Linked DNA regions of Homo sapiens: regions 2 and 3 are each linked to region 1. A link is a contact called in ENCODE Hi-C or POLR2A ChIA-PET data. All regions are on one chromosome and are shown on one strand. Each heading gives the region's core, a stretch centred on a gene start or an enhancer-like site at or near the end of the contact. The rest is flanking DNA. Distances are from core to core; before and after follow the strand shown. Region 1 holds the start of RASGRP2 (RAS guanyl releasing protein 2). Region 2 holds the start of TEX54 (testis expressed 54). Region 3 holds the start of SLC22A10 (solute carrier family 22 member 10 (gene/pseudogene)).

Region 1 (4,652 bases), core at 1,140-3,639:
GCAGGGGCAGGCCCCAGACTCTAGGGAGAAGGAGGGCAAGGCCTCGGCTGGGGACAGAGCCTGGGGACAGGACCGAGTCGCTAGGAGCAAGGAGGGGGCAGAGCCTAGGCCCTAGTTGGAGGCTGGGACGACGCCTGAGCTCTGGGATAAGGAGTGGCCTATACTTAGGAGCGAGGCTCATTCTGCACCTGGGCTGGGCAGAGGGGCTGCGCATGGGCTCCGACGGCGGGGGCCTTGGCAAGGCCGGCGAAGGATATATGTGGAGCAGCTTGGCCGCCAGCTGAGAGGAGGGGATGTACCAGGGGTGCATCATGAGGAACATGCGCACCAGCTGCGGGTCCCGCACCTTCCCGGAGTCATCTGACTCCGAAGGGTCAAAGACAGGTGGCTGAGCTGGGTCCGCAGCTACCATGCCTCATCCTCACCCCGCAACCCGCCAGGTATCGGTCCTTCGGGTGCACGCTCGACCCCGCCCACCTCCTGCTTGCCCAGGACTCCGAGAGCAGGAGGCAAATTAGAGAGGAAAGGTGTGGTGGGCGAGAGATAGGCACGCCCTGAGGACTGGAGGAGGGGAGCGCCCGAGCCGCCCATCGTCCGGAGGGGAACCAGCTGGGGCGGAAGGAGCCTGGGTTCCCCGGGGTCAAGAATCCAGAGGTCATTTCCTGAGCGCTTGGGGGGAAGGGGCACCCCTTCACCAGATAAGCCGCCCCCCATTAGCCGGAAACAGCTCCCAGGCCGGAGATAGCGAGTTCCTCCGGATTCCCCGGGAGACAGATAATGCCCCTCAAGTGTCAGAGTCCGGGACCCGGCCCTCCCTTCGCCGCCGCTGGGGAAGGCTAGAGAAGGGAAACCTCATCTGTCTGAAGGGCGTGCATCTCTCTGCCCTGCGTTGCGGAGGAGGCTTTCGTTAAAGAGACTGCACGCTGCGGAGCAGGGTGGGTCCGGGTCAGGGCTGTGCCCTGGACTGTGCCTGGGAGGCAGGGACCCGGGCTCAGACTCGGGGCTAGGCTCAGGCTCCGTGTGCCCTCCCGAGCCACTCACCGAAGGCTTCGATGCACCCGCGGAGCAGCTCCTCCACCGTGCAGCCCTTGTCCAGGTCCAGGGTGCCTGCCATGGCCGCCGGCGCGGGGTGGGCTGGGCCCAGGCTGCGCTCCGGGAGCCTCCCACCGGGCTCGGACCGAACCCCTGTCCCGGGAGAGGCAGAGCGGGAGTCTGCGGAGTCGCGGGCGGGGGAGCGGCCCCGCGGGCAGAAACGGGGCGGGGCGGGCACGCCCCCTGCTGGACAGGGGCGGAGTTGTCCCCCGCGGCCACTCCCGGGGTTAAACGGTCTGGCCCGGGATGGTGCAACCCGCCAGTTGGGAAACGGACCCGCAGAGAGGCTTCCGGCCCACCCTCGGAGTCGCGGGAAGGCCGAGGGGCTTCACGAGGATGGGGACGAACCAAGATCCCAGGACTGGCTGGCGCCCAGCCCCCCGCAGGGCGCCTTCTCCTCGCGCCCTCTCCCCAGAGGCACCTGCAGCACCCCGCAGCTCGGCTCTGCGCCCCTCCCGCTTCCCTCCCTCCACAGCCTCCCTTCCCCCGCAGGGTTATTTTGGGAACCCAGAGCCTGAGGGGACCTCGGAGGAATTTCTCCCTGGTATGGGAGGTGGGGGGAGAGAACCCAGGCGTCCTGCCCGCCTCGCCCCCTCCCGGGAGCCCAGGAAGGCGAGGCGGGGCTGCGGCAGCCCCCAGGGGGCCTGCCCTAGGGGAGGCGGACTGGATGGGAGAGGAACATTCCTGGGGCGGGGGGAGCCCGCTGCGGCCAGGAGGCGTCAGCGGGAAGCCTGAGCCTGGGAACTGAGCGCTCCCAGGCCACCTCCGCAAAGGTCCCAGGGGTCCCGGCTCAGCTTGTCCACAGGCCCTCTTCCTCCCTATCCCCGGCTCCTGACCCTGGCCCCGGCCCCGCACAGGCGAACTGTGAGCGCGCACGGAGCAGGGTGTCCAGAGGGGGGCGCTCGCGCCAAGGGTGGCCGGTGGGTGCATGACACCATTAGCAACTCCGGTCACTGGCGGGGTCATACGCACCCTGGCAGGGGCAAACACTCCACACCCAAGTTATTCGTCGGAGGCCGGGGACCTAAGTGGAGGTGCAGGCGTCCGCACTTACACGCACCGGGCCACAGGCACCGGCCTCCCATCCTCCGTCTCTCACACACAATGGCACCCACACCCTGTGCACACCTGCACGAAGAAACCCTCAGGCACACATACCCAGCTCGTCCACCCCAGAATGCAAACCCGCGGACGAGGTCGCCTCCTGGACGTGCTGTTCACTTGAGCCAGGCCAGCCTTGAGTCCCGCGGCCACACAGGCGCTGACATCCTCACACGTGTGCACACACGCAAGGCAGTGCCTCTCCACGCATGTACACTCCCACACACATGCACACACCCCCATGGGTGCGCACGCCCATTCCGTCGCCCCCCTCCCATTTGCGGTGCAGGGCCCGCCCTGCGGCCCCAGCTCCCTGACTCCCCTCACTCCCAGATTTTGGCAGAGCCTTGCCCCACGGAAAGGTACCCCGGCCCTACACATACTCACTCCCCCAGGCTGGAGGACAGGGGAGCTCCTGTACGGAGTTCTCAGGCGGACTTTTCCTAAGAGCCACCCAGAGCCGTCCCCGCCTGGCTCTACCGCTTCCTCGTGTGACCTTGAGAATCACTTGGCCTCTGGGAGCCTCAATTTTCTCATCTGCCAAATGGGGGTACGCGGGGGAGGGCCCCGCTGGAAGGTGGCTGGGAAAAGCTGGGTGCACCGTGGAGGTCCTCCGCCCTCCGGGGATCCAGCGCGCCTTAGCTCTCGTGGCCGCTGCCCCCTCTCCCAGACCCGGGCCGCAGACTCCCCACCCGCTCGCCGCCCCCAGCCCGCCCGCGCCGCCCTGGGCGGGGGGGGAGTCGCTGGGGGCCGCGCCCTCCTTCGCCTGGCGCCCCGCCCGCGCTCGCCCACTCACTCTTGGGACCTGCCGCAAGGAGCCCGCACCGGCCTGGCCGACCCCACCTCCGTGCGCTCCCGCCCGCCGGCCTCGCTGCGGCTGCGGCTCCCGCCCGCTCTCCACGCCGCGGCCCCGCTCCCCGCCGCCCCGCCCCCGCCCCCGCGCCAGGCTGCCCCCTCCCCCCTCCGCCCCTGCGCGGAGCTCCGCACCGCCGGCTGCGCCACCCCCACCGGGGGCTCCCTCTCGCCCCGCACGCGGCGGTCCCTGCGGCAGCTTAACCCCTCCCCTGCCGCGCCGCCCGGGAGGCCAGGGCCGCGGGCGGGGGGCTGCGCCACTAGCTGCCCCGAGGGCGGGCGACCGGAGGCCCCGCCGCCCGGGACGCGGAGGGGGGACCGAAACGAAGAGCCCCTCCCCCAACCGCGGACGCCCCAGTGCCCCCCGCCCTGCCTGGGTGTCGGGCGGAGGAAGCCGGGAGGGGCAGGAAGCGGACTGCGGTGGGGAAGGGGCGCCCCGCCCAGCCCCCAGCTCGGGTTCCTGTTTTCGAGACAAACCGTTCCCATGGGGCTAACCCGGCCCGGGACCGGGCGTCTTCCTGCAGGCAGCGGGTGGCACAGGCCTAGTGGAGGTCGGGGGCGTGGGGACAGCTGGTCCTTGAGATAGTCTGGGGGATGGGCTAGGACAAGATGGGAATATTTTGGGGAGAGGGACCTGTGGGGAGCGAGGAATGAAATCGTGGCTATCTGGAGACGCGGCCTTGATGTCTGGGAATGGGGGCGGGGGGCCCAGTTCACACAGGAGGAACGGGGCCCCGGAAGCCTGGCTCCCCACAGGGTCGAATGGAAAGGGGCAGCCGCATGTGGCGGTGGGTTCTCCGCAGCTCGGAGACTGGAGACCTGGATGCCTGGCCAACAGGGAGGAACTTGGGAGGGGCAGCCGCAGGCGGTTGGGGTCCCCACTAGCCGGGCCTAGGAGAGCGGGTAACGGTTTCCGACCATTTGGCTTCAGACACACTCACTGTGAAACCACCGACCCCAAACCTCCCTTCCGAGGCGTGCCCCTCCCAGCCTTGGGGCGGGGGATCCAGGACCGCCCCCGCACCTCAGTCTTGGTAATGTAAGACTTAGAAACAGGACCTTTCTGTTCCTCAGTTTCCCCATAATGAGGGCCTAGACTAGGCGGTCTGCGAGTGTTCCCTGCCGTAACACTCCCCCGACTTTGGATCCAGTGTAGCCACCTGCTAAGAGACCCTTAAACGCCGCAGTAGGGCGGGGCTAAGGGCGGAGCCAAGAAGGCGCCGAGCATCCTCTGCTTCCTCCCCCTCCTGGGTCCTGCCCTCGACAGCGCGGATCCTCCGTGGTCCGGGAAGCCTCAGCCCAAGTCCCGGCTCCCAGCCCCGGTGGGCCCCACCCAGGCAGACGCCCCGCCCCCGGCCAGCGAGGCTGGCCGCTGACCTAGTATGGACACGGCACTGGGAAGAGAGGCGTGGAGGGTGACGCCAGGAAAGGGGCTGGAGAGGCCTAGGCCCCGCCCCCACGGGTCGCCCCCTCCACCTCCCATCACCGTCCCGCCGTGGGACGCACCTGCCGAGGGTGGAGGATAAGGGGGTGACTGCGCGGCTGCTGTTGAGCCCGCCAAGAGCTAAAAATATTTCCCAACAAAGAGGAGTAAGGAGGCTCCCAAG
Region 2 (4,652 bases), core at 2,153-4,652, 1.9 Mb before region 1:
TAAATAAATAAATAAATAGCACTCCCAAATTTTTTTTAAGAGGAGCTGAGTGCAGTGGCTGACACCTGTAATCCCAGCACTTTGAGAAGATAAAGCAGACGGATCACTTGAGCCCAGAAGTTCGAGACCAGCCTGGGCAACATGGTAAAACCCCATCTCTACTAACAAAACAGAAATTAGCCAGATGTGGTGGCACATGCCTATAATCCCAGCTACTGAGGAGCCTGAGGCAGGAGGGTTGCTTGAGCCCAGGAGGTCAGATGTTGCAGTGAGATGAGATAGAACCATTGTACTCCAGCCTTGGTGACAGAGTGAGACCATGTTTCCAAAAAAGGAGAGAGAGAGGCCAGGTGTGGTGACTCATACCTGTAATCCCAGCACTTTGGGAGGCTGAGGAGGGCAGATCACCTCAGGTCAGGAGTTCAAAGCCAGCCTGACATGGTGAAACCCCATCTCTACTAAAAAAAAATACAAAAATTAGCCGGGCGTGGTGACGGGCACCTGTAATCCCAGCTACTCGAGAGGCTAAGGCAGGAGAATCGCTTGAACCCAGGAAGAGGAGGTTGCAGTGAGCCGAGATTGCACCATTGCACCCCAGTCTGGGCGACAAGGCAAAATTCCTTCTCAAAAAAAAAAAAAAAAAAAAAAGAGAGAGAGGAAGAGACTGGGCCTCGCTCAGCCTTCTAAGTAGCTGGGACTACAGGCACATGCCACCACGTCCAGCTTTTTTTTTTTTTTTTCCTGTAGAAACAGGGTCTTGCTTTGTTGCTCCTGCTGGTCTCTAACTCCTGGCCTCAAGTCATCCTCTGGCCTAGGCCTCCCAAAGTGCTGGAATTACAGGTATGAGCCACCACATCCAACCCTAAGTGATTTTGATACAAATTACTGATCTAGGGCCAGGTGTGGTGTCCAGACCAACCTGGGCAACATAGTGAGACACTGCCTGTACGAAAAAATTTTAAAATTAGCTGAGTGGTGCATCCATGTAGTCCCAGCTGCTCAGGAGGCTGAGGAAAGAGGATCCCTTGAGTCTAGGAGTTCAAGACTGCAAGTGAGCTATCATCACACCACTACACTCCAGCCTGTTGACAGAGTTGAAAAACAGATCTCAAAACAAAACAAAAACAACAAATTACTTATCTAGAAAATGTCCTTAATCTTACAGAGATAAAAACTAATATGTAACTAGATTAACTAATTTTCTCATGGTTACAGAGCAAACTTATGGTAGAAGTATATTGGAAAATTCAAGGTGCATGTTTCTCAGCTAAAGGCTCTTCCTAGAACTTGTTCCTTATTCACACCAATTATATTGCAGCCAAGTACTCTCTGAAGTACTCCCTCCAGAATAGCAATCCTGCCCTCCAAAGGATTCCTCACAAAAAAAAGTCTAAGTCCTTGCCCCTAGTTAGCCAGCCGACCTCTTCTCTGTTGCTTATAGCAGACCCTACAGGCCCCATCCAAGCCTATCAGTTCCATCAGGTACCCCCCAAAATTACTTCGGTTAACAGTGGTGGAGCACAGTCCTTCCTAGATTTGAGTAAGGCTCACTCCTCGCCTTTTCCACTCCAGGTCCTTACCTGACGGGTCTGCAGCGACTTGCAGGCAGACAGAAACTCCTGGGTCCGATCCCGGCAGGACATGGTGTCGGGAGGGGGAGGGACGAGGGTCACTGGGGGGGGCAGAGGGGCGATGTCGCTGCTGCTACTGCCAGCAGTTGCAGGGGACAGGACCTGTGTCTTTGAGAGACCCAGGTAGACACCCTGATCCGTGTTCTTAGACCCGTAGCGTTTCCGCGGGATCATTGAGACGCATAACCTCGGACTGTTGTGGAGGGGAGAGTGTCATTCCCCAGGCAACTTCTTTACCCAAACTCCCCCGCCCCACCCCAATCAACAAATCCCCGAGCCCCTTCTGCACTTCTCGTGGACTTTCGCGCCCAGGACGCTCGCAAATCCTGGGGCGGACCAGCAGCGGAAAGGGCCCCGCTTTTCCCCTGTCCCAAGTCGAACCCGCTTCAGACTCTTCTTCCAACTTGGCTCTGGCGGCCAGAGCGCGGGCCGGGGACCCTGAAGCAGAGACAGGGCCAGAGCCAACCCCGTGGTCCTGAGACTCCGGCCCGGCCCGTGTAACTGCCCCGGGCCCTAACCCAGCCCTTTCGTTTCCGCGGTTTCCTTCGGCCCCTCCGGGAGGGCCAGTGACGGACCTCCAAAGACTGACACACTTCGGTGGGCGGAGGGGGAAAACCTCTGGGTGTTTATTTGAAACAGGAAGTCCCACCCCCCGCCCAAGGTCCGCCTTCTGGAAGACTTCAACCACTCATTAGCTAAGGCCGACGTCTCTCTCAACAGAGGCTTTCCTGATTGGACGGCAAGGAATTCGCTCACCCGGAGCCGGGCCGGCAGGACTTGCCCGCTCGCCCCTGATTCCCTTCCCCCCGCCAGTCGTCGCCCCCGTAAAACCACTGCCCCAGAGCTGACACGGCGGCCAGATCCCCTCTTAAAGCGAATCTTACCTCCCCTCTGCCGCCTGCCGCCGCCGCCACTTCCAATCTCACCGGCCGTCACTGCCTCCTCCCCGAGCACTGAAGCCGCCGAAACCCGACCAAAGACTGGAAGCGGCCACGTCACCTACACGTAACCCCACCCCCAGTGACGAGGGGGCGGTCCCACGCGTTTCAAGCCCAGCGACCCGAAAGACACGCCCCACACCCAAACGCAAGAGCGATCCCGCCCTCCCATTGGCTAAGGCGCCACCGTGACCCCGCCCCAGAGTACTACAGCAGGCGCTCAGGGGGCTGGGCCCGCCTCCGGGAAGGAGCCTTAAAGAACCAGCTGCCCGGTGGTGTCCGCGCCCAGTCCCCCAGAGTGGTCGTGCAGGTATACGTTAGAAATTTTATTCTCTGGAGGTTGGGGCGGACTGAGAGCAGGTCTGGGGTCATCCCTTCTCCGGCTCCTCCTGGTTGCCTTCTCGGATCGGACTCTCCTGCTTCCGAATCTGGTCTGGTTGCCTCTTGCTTGGCCGCGAGGAGCCCCGACGACCGAACGTGGATAGTCGCCGCCACAGCACGGTAATCAGAAGGCTTTCGTTCGACTTGTGATTCGGATGGTCCGGGGAGTTCAAGTCGATATCTTCGGCGCCTGAGGGGACGACGAGGCCTCTGAGCTCACCCCTACCCTCGGGAAGCCCCCTCTCACACTCCCTGGGCCCTCTTTGTGTGTCTGTGGTCTCATCTTCCCTGCCGTCCTCAGACTCTTCCTCCTTGGACTGCTCATCAGACATCTCAAAGTCCTTGTCTTGGCAGCAGCCCATGGCCCCGCGTGGCCCTGGACTCCGTGCCACCCACGCCAGCCTGCCTGCCTCCAGGCCCGGCTTTTGTGACATCAGATATCCCGTCGCCCCAGCTCAGGCAGCCCCCACCCCAAGCTACCCCTCATTCCTTTCTCCCATCACAAAAGGCTCAGGGTCATGGTGGGTGTTCAGCAGTTTATTTACAAAGTGGGCACAGGGGCGTCAGGGGCTGGTGGACCCAGGCCGCTTCTTCTTTCTCCGTCTCGTTTGGAGAGCTCCTTGGGGCTGCTCCAAACCCGAGAGCTTCCGCTTGGCAGCTGCCTCCAAGGATGCCCAAAGTTCATCTGTCTCTGTGTCTTCTAGGGGCACCTTGTTGGGTTCTTGAGGCTCTTGGGGCTCATCCTGGTGAGTGGGAAGAAAGCTTAGGAGTCAGGGGGGCCGGGCACGGTGGCTCCCACCTGTAATCTCAGCACTTTGGGAGACCAAGGCAGGAGGATTGCTTGAGCCCAGGACTTAGCGACCAGACTGGGCAACATAAGGAGACCCCATCTCCACAAAAAGAAGTTTAAAAAAAAAAAAAAAAAAAAAAAAAAAGAAAAGTAGTCAGGGGCACAGGGACAAACCCACAGGGAAGGAGACCCTGGCTGAGAAAGAATCCCTCTGGGTACCACCACCTTTATTCCCTGCTCCTAGAAAGCAACCCCATCCATGCTGTTGGCAATAACCCTCTCAGGATTTTAACTGTTAATGCCTCTCAGAGAAATTAAGTGACCAGGCAGGTAAACAGATAGTCCCAAGTCTGCATTCCAGCTGCCTCCTTTTCCTCTCCATAGGGAGGTCCTCACATCTATGCCCTTGGCTCCCACATTCCCGGGCCCAACTGCTCACCTCCCAGTTGTCCCTGCCTGACAAGAGGAGGCAGTTCAATTGAGACTTGAGATAAACCTGCAAAAGATGAGGGACCTTAAGGAGCCAGGCATGCTGAGACAGAAACATGAACGGAGGGCACAGGAGGCGGGGCCTCCACAAGACCATGAGTTGGAGGTGGGAGAGACAACTTACCTTATGCTCCAGACCCCGTGGATTCTGGATCCTGTGTATCCTCAAGACTCTGTCCAAGCCACAGGAGGCTAGTAGAGGCTTTGAAGGGTGGCACTGCAACCCACGCACACTGCCTGCCAGCCCCTTCAGACAGCCCAGTAGACGCCCTAGAGAAGGGGGGAAGCATCCGTGATAACTGGCTGGCCAATAACCAACCATTCATTGTTTCCTGTTCCAATCACTTTCCATTTCAACATTTAATCTGCAACAAAACCCTGAGACTGGAGCTTCTACTAATATTTCCATTTCGCAGGTGAGGA
Region 3 (4,652 bases), core at 1,580-4,079, 1.5 Mb before region 1:
CTGACAAAAACAAGCAATGGGGAAAGGATTCCCTATGTAATAAATGGTGTTGGGAAAACTGGCTAGCCATATGCAGAAAACTGAAACTGGACCCCTTCCTTACACTTTATACAAAAATTAACTCAAGATGAATTAAAGACTTTAACATAAAACCTAAAACCATAAAAACCCTAGAAGAAAACCTAAGCAATACCATTCTGGACATAGGCATGGGCAAAGACTTCATAACTAAAACACCAAAAGCCATGGCAACAAAAGCGAAAATTGACAAATGGGATCTAATTAAACTAAAGAGCTTCTGCATAGCAAAGGAAACAATCATCAGAGTGAACAGGCAACCTACGGAATGGGAGAAAATTTTTGCAATCTATCCATCTGACAAAGGGCTAATATCCAGAATCTACAAAGAACTTTAAAAATTTACAAGAAAAAAAAAACCCCCATCAAAAAGTGGGCAAAGGATATGAACAGACACTTCCCAAAAGAAGACATTTATGTAGCCAACAAATGTATGAAAAAAAGCTCATCATCACTGGTCATTAGAGAAATGCAAATCACAAAGACAATGAGATACCATCTCATGCCTGTTAGAATGGAGATCATTAAAAAGTCAGGAAACATCAGATGCTGAAGAGGATGTGGAGAAATAGGAACGCTTTTAGGTGTTGGTGGGAGTGTAAATTAGTTCAACCATTGTGGAAGACAGTGTGGTGACTCCTCAAGGATCTAGAACTAGAAATACCATTTGACCCAGCAATCCTGTTACTGGGTATATACCCAAAGGATTATAAATTATTCTACCATAAAGACACATGCACACATATGTTTATTGCAGCACTGTTCACAATAGCAAAGACTTGGAACTAACCCAAATGCCCATCAATGATAGACTGGATAAAGAAAATGTGGCACATATACACCATGGAATACTATGCAGCCATAAAAAAGATGAGTTCATGTCTTTGTAGGGACATGGATGAAGCTGGAAACCATCCTTCTCAGCAAACTGACACAAGAACAGAAAACCAAACACTTCACATTCTCACTCATAAGTGGGAGTTGAACAGTGAGAACACATGGATGCAGGGAGGGGAATATCACACACTGGGGCTTGTCTGGGGGTGGGAGGCTAGGGGAGGGATAGCATTAGGAGAAATACCTAATGTAGATGATGGGTTGATGGGTGTAGCAAATCACCATGGCACATGTATAGCTATGTAACAAAACTGCACGTTCTGCACATGTATCCCAGACTTAAAGTATAATAATAAAAAAAAACTAAAAAAATAATAAGGTCAAGTATGGTCAAGTACATAGAGATAGGGAATGGAATGGTGTTTACAAGGGCTGGGGTGTGAGGGGTGGGAAGAAGTGGGGAGATGTAAGTCAAAGGATACAAAGTAGCCTATATGTAGGATGAACAAGTTGAAGTATCTCATGTACAACAGGAGAACTGTAATTAATAACAGTATCTTGTGTTTTTGATAAATGAATAGATTATATGTGCTTTTGCCAAAGGGGGGAATGGGTAACTTTTCCCATTTGTGAGATGATTGATAGGTTAATTGGTTCCACTATAGTTAGCATTTTATATATCTCTATATATCTTTATCTATATATATACATATGTATCTTATAACATCATGTTGCTTATCTTAAATATGCACAATAACATTGATTTTAAAAAAACAAACAATTGTATATACATTCTATGGAATAATATTCAGCAATAAAAAGGAACAAAGTATTCATATATACAGCAACTTAGATGAATATCTGTAGAGTTTCTGATTTTTCAAAAGCCAACCTGAGAAGGATATATACCATATTATTCTCCTAGAAGGAGGGATATCTGTGGAGATGTAACTGTTCACTATCTTGATTGTGATGATGGGCACACTAAATTACACACATAAAATTGTATAGTACTATATGCATACACGGATACAGATAAACCAACAAGGGAAATATTAATAAAATCAGTAGATTGTATCAGTATCAAGATCCTGGTATTATACTACATTGTATCATACTAGCATCTTGATGTTGATACAATATTATACTACAGTTTTGTAAAATATTACCATTAGAGGAAACAGGGTGATGAGTATATGATTACTCCTTGTGTTATTTCTTGCAACTGCATGTAAATCTATAATAATCTCAAAAAACATTTCATTAAAAATCTAAAACATGGGAAAGTTATCTGATGCAAACTATAAGAAACCTGGCATAGCCATGTTAACGTTAAAAAATATATAATTCAAAATGAGGAGCATCACTAGAGATAGAGGCATAGTTTATAACAATAAAATAAACAATTTATCTGGATTCCCAAAACTAACATGGAAAAGATCTTCCAATGTGCTATATATAAATGAATAAATAAGCCCAAGGAAATAAACTCCTATATGAGCTGAACACTGCCTTTCTCTTCTATTTATATTTCATATAATTTAAAGTTATGTGAGTTCCTCATGTGATTTAACCTGAAGCATAATATCAGTTAACAAAAGATAGTAATGGCATCACATTCCAATTTGCTTTAAAAAGCAAAACATGGTAATTGGGATTTGCATTTATTCATCATTTTAATCTAAATTCAGTACTAAAGGAGAAAAACCCTGACTTTCTGCTCTTTTCATGGAAAAATTATAAAGCAGTTTACTTTTGTGTCTCTCAAATTTCACTTCCTAGAAATAACAACACTGTTTAACCGATTTCTTTTAGCTTATTTAGAGAACATGTACATGCCAAAGTCCAATGTAAATTTCATGAGTCACTTGAGGACAAACATATTTGGAGAGAGTAAACCTTTAAACGGATTTTATTGTCAACAGCTAGAAGTATCTCTATGAAATAATGATCTCTATGACTACAAAATAACATCTACCTCCTGATAGCAAAAGAACTGAGGAAGCTCTTTCCACTACGGCTGTATTGCACTGGTGAGTCCGGGCCCATGGATGAGAAATTGATGCGAGGATCAATACAAGCTTAATTTGAATTAATAAAAGGAAATATTTTCTCCCTTTGAACTTATCTCCGTAAAGCCATTGTGCCTCCTCTTGGGGGTCACGTGTTCACAATCAATGGCCTTTGAGGAGCTCTTGAGTCAAGTTGGAGGCCTTGGGAGATTTCAGATGCTTCATCTGGTTTTTATTCTTCCCTCTCTCATGTTATTAATCCCTCATATACTGCTAGAGAACTTTGCTGCAGCCATTCCTGGTCATCGTTGCTGGGTCCACATGCTGGACAATAATACTGGATCTGGTAATGAAACTGGAATCCTCAGTGAAGATGCCCTCTTGAGAATCTCTATCCCACTAGACTCAAATCTGAGGCCAGAGAAGTGTCGTCGCTTTGTCCATCCCCAGTGGCAGCTTCTTCACCTGAATGGGACTATCCACAGCACAAGTGAGGCAGACACAGAACCCTGTGTGGATGGCTGGGTATATGATCAAAGCTACTTCCCTTCGACCATTGTGACTAAGGTAAAGGGTCCTGTTAACCTGTTCTGGATACACAATCCAGGTGTTTAGAAGAAAATAAACATGCTTTAAGCCTCTAGTTATTGTGTAGATAGTGTAGTCAGCACTCAGACACTCTTTTGGCAAATAGTGATTGCTCTTTTTTTTTTTTTTTTTTTTTTTTTTGAGATGGAGCTTGACTCTTGTTGCCCAGGCTGGAGTGCAATAGTGAGATCTCAGCTCACTGCAACCTCCACCTCTGAGGTTCAAACAATTCTCCTGCCTCAGCCTCTGAAGTAGCTGGGATTACAGACATGCATCATGACACTCAGCTAATTTTTTTTCTTTGTATTTTTAGTGGAGACAAGGTTTCACCATGTTGGCCAGACAGATCTCAAACTCCTGACCTCAGGTGATCCACCCGAAAGTCCTGGGATTGCAGATGTGAGCCACCGCACCTGGCTACTTATTTTTTAATTGTCAGGCACTTACATTGAATTTGAGGCAATGAACTCAACCAACTAGATATAAATACAGCTATCACAAAACTAGCTTGAAGAGAAGACTAATGATTAGAAAAATATTCTTCCTGGTCACTTGTTCTCAGCCTAAGTTGCAAATTGGAAACATCTGTGTTATTTTTAAAATCTGCCTGCTTTGGCTACATGTTACAGAAGCAAATCAGAGTGGATTTCATACTAGCATCAATGGTTTAAAAAGTCTCCTTAATGTGTTTAATGTGTAACAAAAATTGAGAACCACTGAGGTATGCAGTGCTGAATGAATATAAAGACAGACATTAACATAACCTGGAAGGTTTTGTGTGAGGATTTCCAGAGAAATCCATGCTTAAGCCAAGACTTGAATGGTATAGGTAAGAAAATGTAGTAAAAAGAGGCTAGAGAGTGTGTCCACTGAAAGCTATTGCAGCAAGTGAACAATGAGAAGTCAAAAGCTGCTGTGAAGCTATGCTGTATTGGCTTCCTTCTCTTCCAGTGGGACCTGGTATGTGATTATCAGTCACTGAAATCAGTGGTTCAATTCCTACTTCTGACTGGAATGCTGGTGGGAGGCATCATAGGTGGCCATGTCTCAGACAGGTGAGTGTCTCCAGATCAGGGTTATCATTACTCTGCAGTGTTTTTATCAGCTTACAATTAATTTTTTTCACAAAGAAGTGTT

What was found. A loop is a pair of places that touch in the nucleus more often than their neighbours do. ChIA-PET counts read pairs that join two places held with the same protein, here RNA polymerase II (POLR2A). Pooled maps may share reads with other maps.
Region 2: a loop to region 1 is called in a pooled map, with 2.2 times the contacts of the local background. The contact joins the promoter of TEX54 here to the promoter of RASGRP2 in region 1. A Hi-C loop is called at or near these places in 2 of 50 pooled maps. POLR2A ChIA-PET finds 5 or more read pairs at or near these places in 6 of 52 experiments (CD4-positive, alpha-beta T cell, CD4-positive, alpha-beta memory T cell, activated CD4-positive, alpha-beta T cell and 3 more).
Region 3: a map of sciatic nerve shows a loop between it and region 1 (33-fold over the local background). The contact joins the promoter of SLC22A10 here to the promoter of RASGRP2 in region 1. A Hi-C loop is called at or near these places in 1 of 168 maps with a recorded cell type or tissue (sciatic nerve).

The regions. Positions count from the first base shown.
Region 1 is chr11:64,741,753-64,746,404 of GRCh38, forward strand. RASGRP2 (RAS guanyl releasing protein 2) reads right to left here and starts at 2,390. Exons shown (of 17, transcript NM_001098671.2): 1 at 2,251-2,390; 2 at 1,042-1,185; 3 at 258-360. The coding sequence starts at 1,114. It overlaps PYGM (glycogen phosphorylase, muscle associated), which reads right to left. Exons shown (of 20, transcript NM_005609.4): 20 at 4,646-4,652. RefSeq lists silencers at 1,057-1,386, 1,697-1,746, 1,907-1,956, 2,947-3,056, 3,307-3,506 and 1 more.
Region 2 is chr11:62,829,439-62,834,090 of GRCh38, forward strand. TEX54 (testis expressed 54) reads right to left here and starts at 3,403. Exons shown (of 1, transcript NM_001395459.1): 1 at 2,883-3,403. The coding sequence starts at 3,312. The coding sequence ends at 2,938. It overlaps STX5 (syntaxin 5), which reads right to left and starts at 2,613. Exons shown (of 11, transcript NM_003164.5): 1 at 2,516-2,613; 2 at 1,581-1,824. The coding sequence starts at 1,805. WDR74 (WD repeat domain 74) reads right to left here. Exons shown (of 11, transcript NM_001369450.1): 9 at 4,354-4,499; 10 at 4,180-4,236; 11 at 3,473-3,693. The coding sequence ends at 3,514. It overlaps STX5-DT (STX5 divergent transcript), which reads left to right and starts at 2,796. Exons shown (of 2, transcript NR_135084.1): 1 at 2,796-2,879; 2 at 4,125-4,605. RefSeq lists enhancers at 2,524-2,613, 2,984-3,053, 3,074-3,123.
Region 3 is chr11:63,287,074-63,291,725 of GRCh38, forward strand. SLC22A10 (solute carrier family 22 member 10 (gene/pseudogene)) reads left to right here and starts at 2,830. Exons shown (of 10, transcript NM_001039752.4): 1 at 2,830-3,494; 2 at 4,467-4,570. The coding sequence starts at 3,093.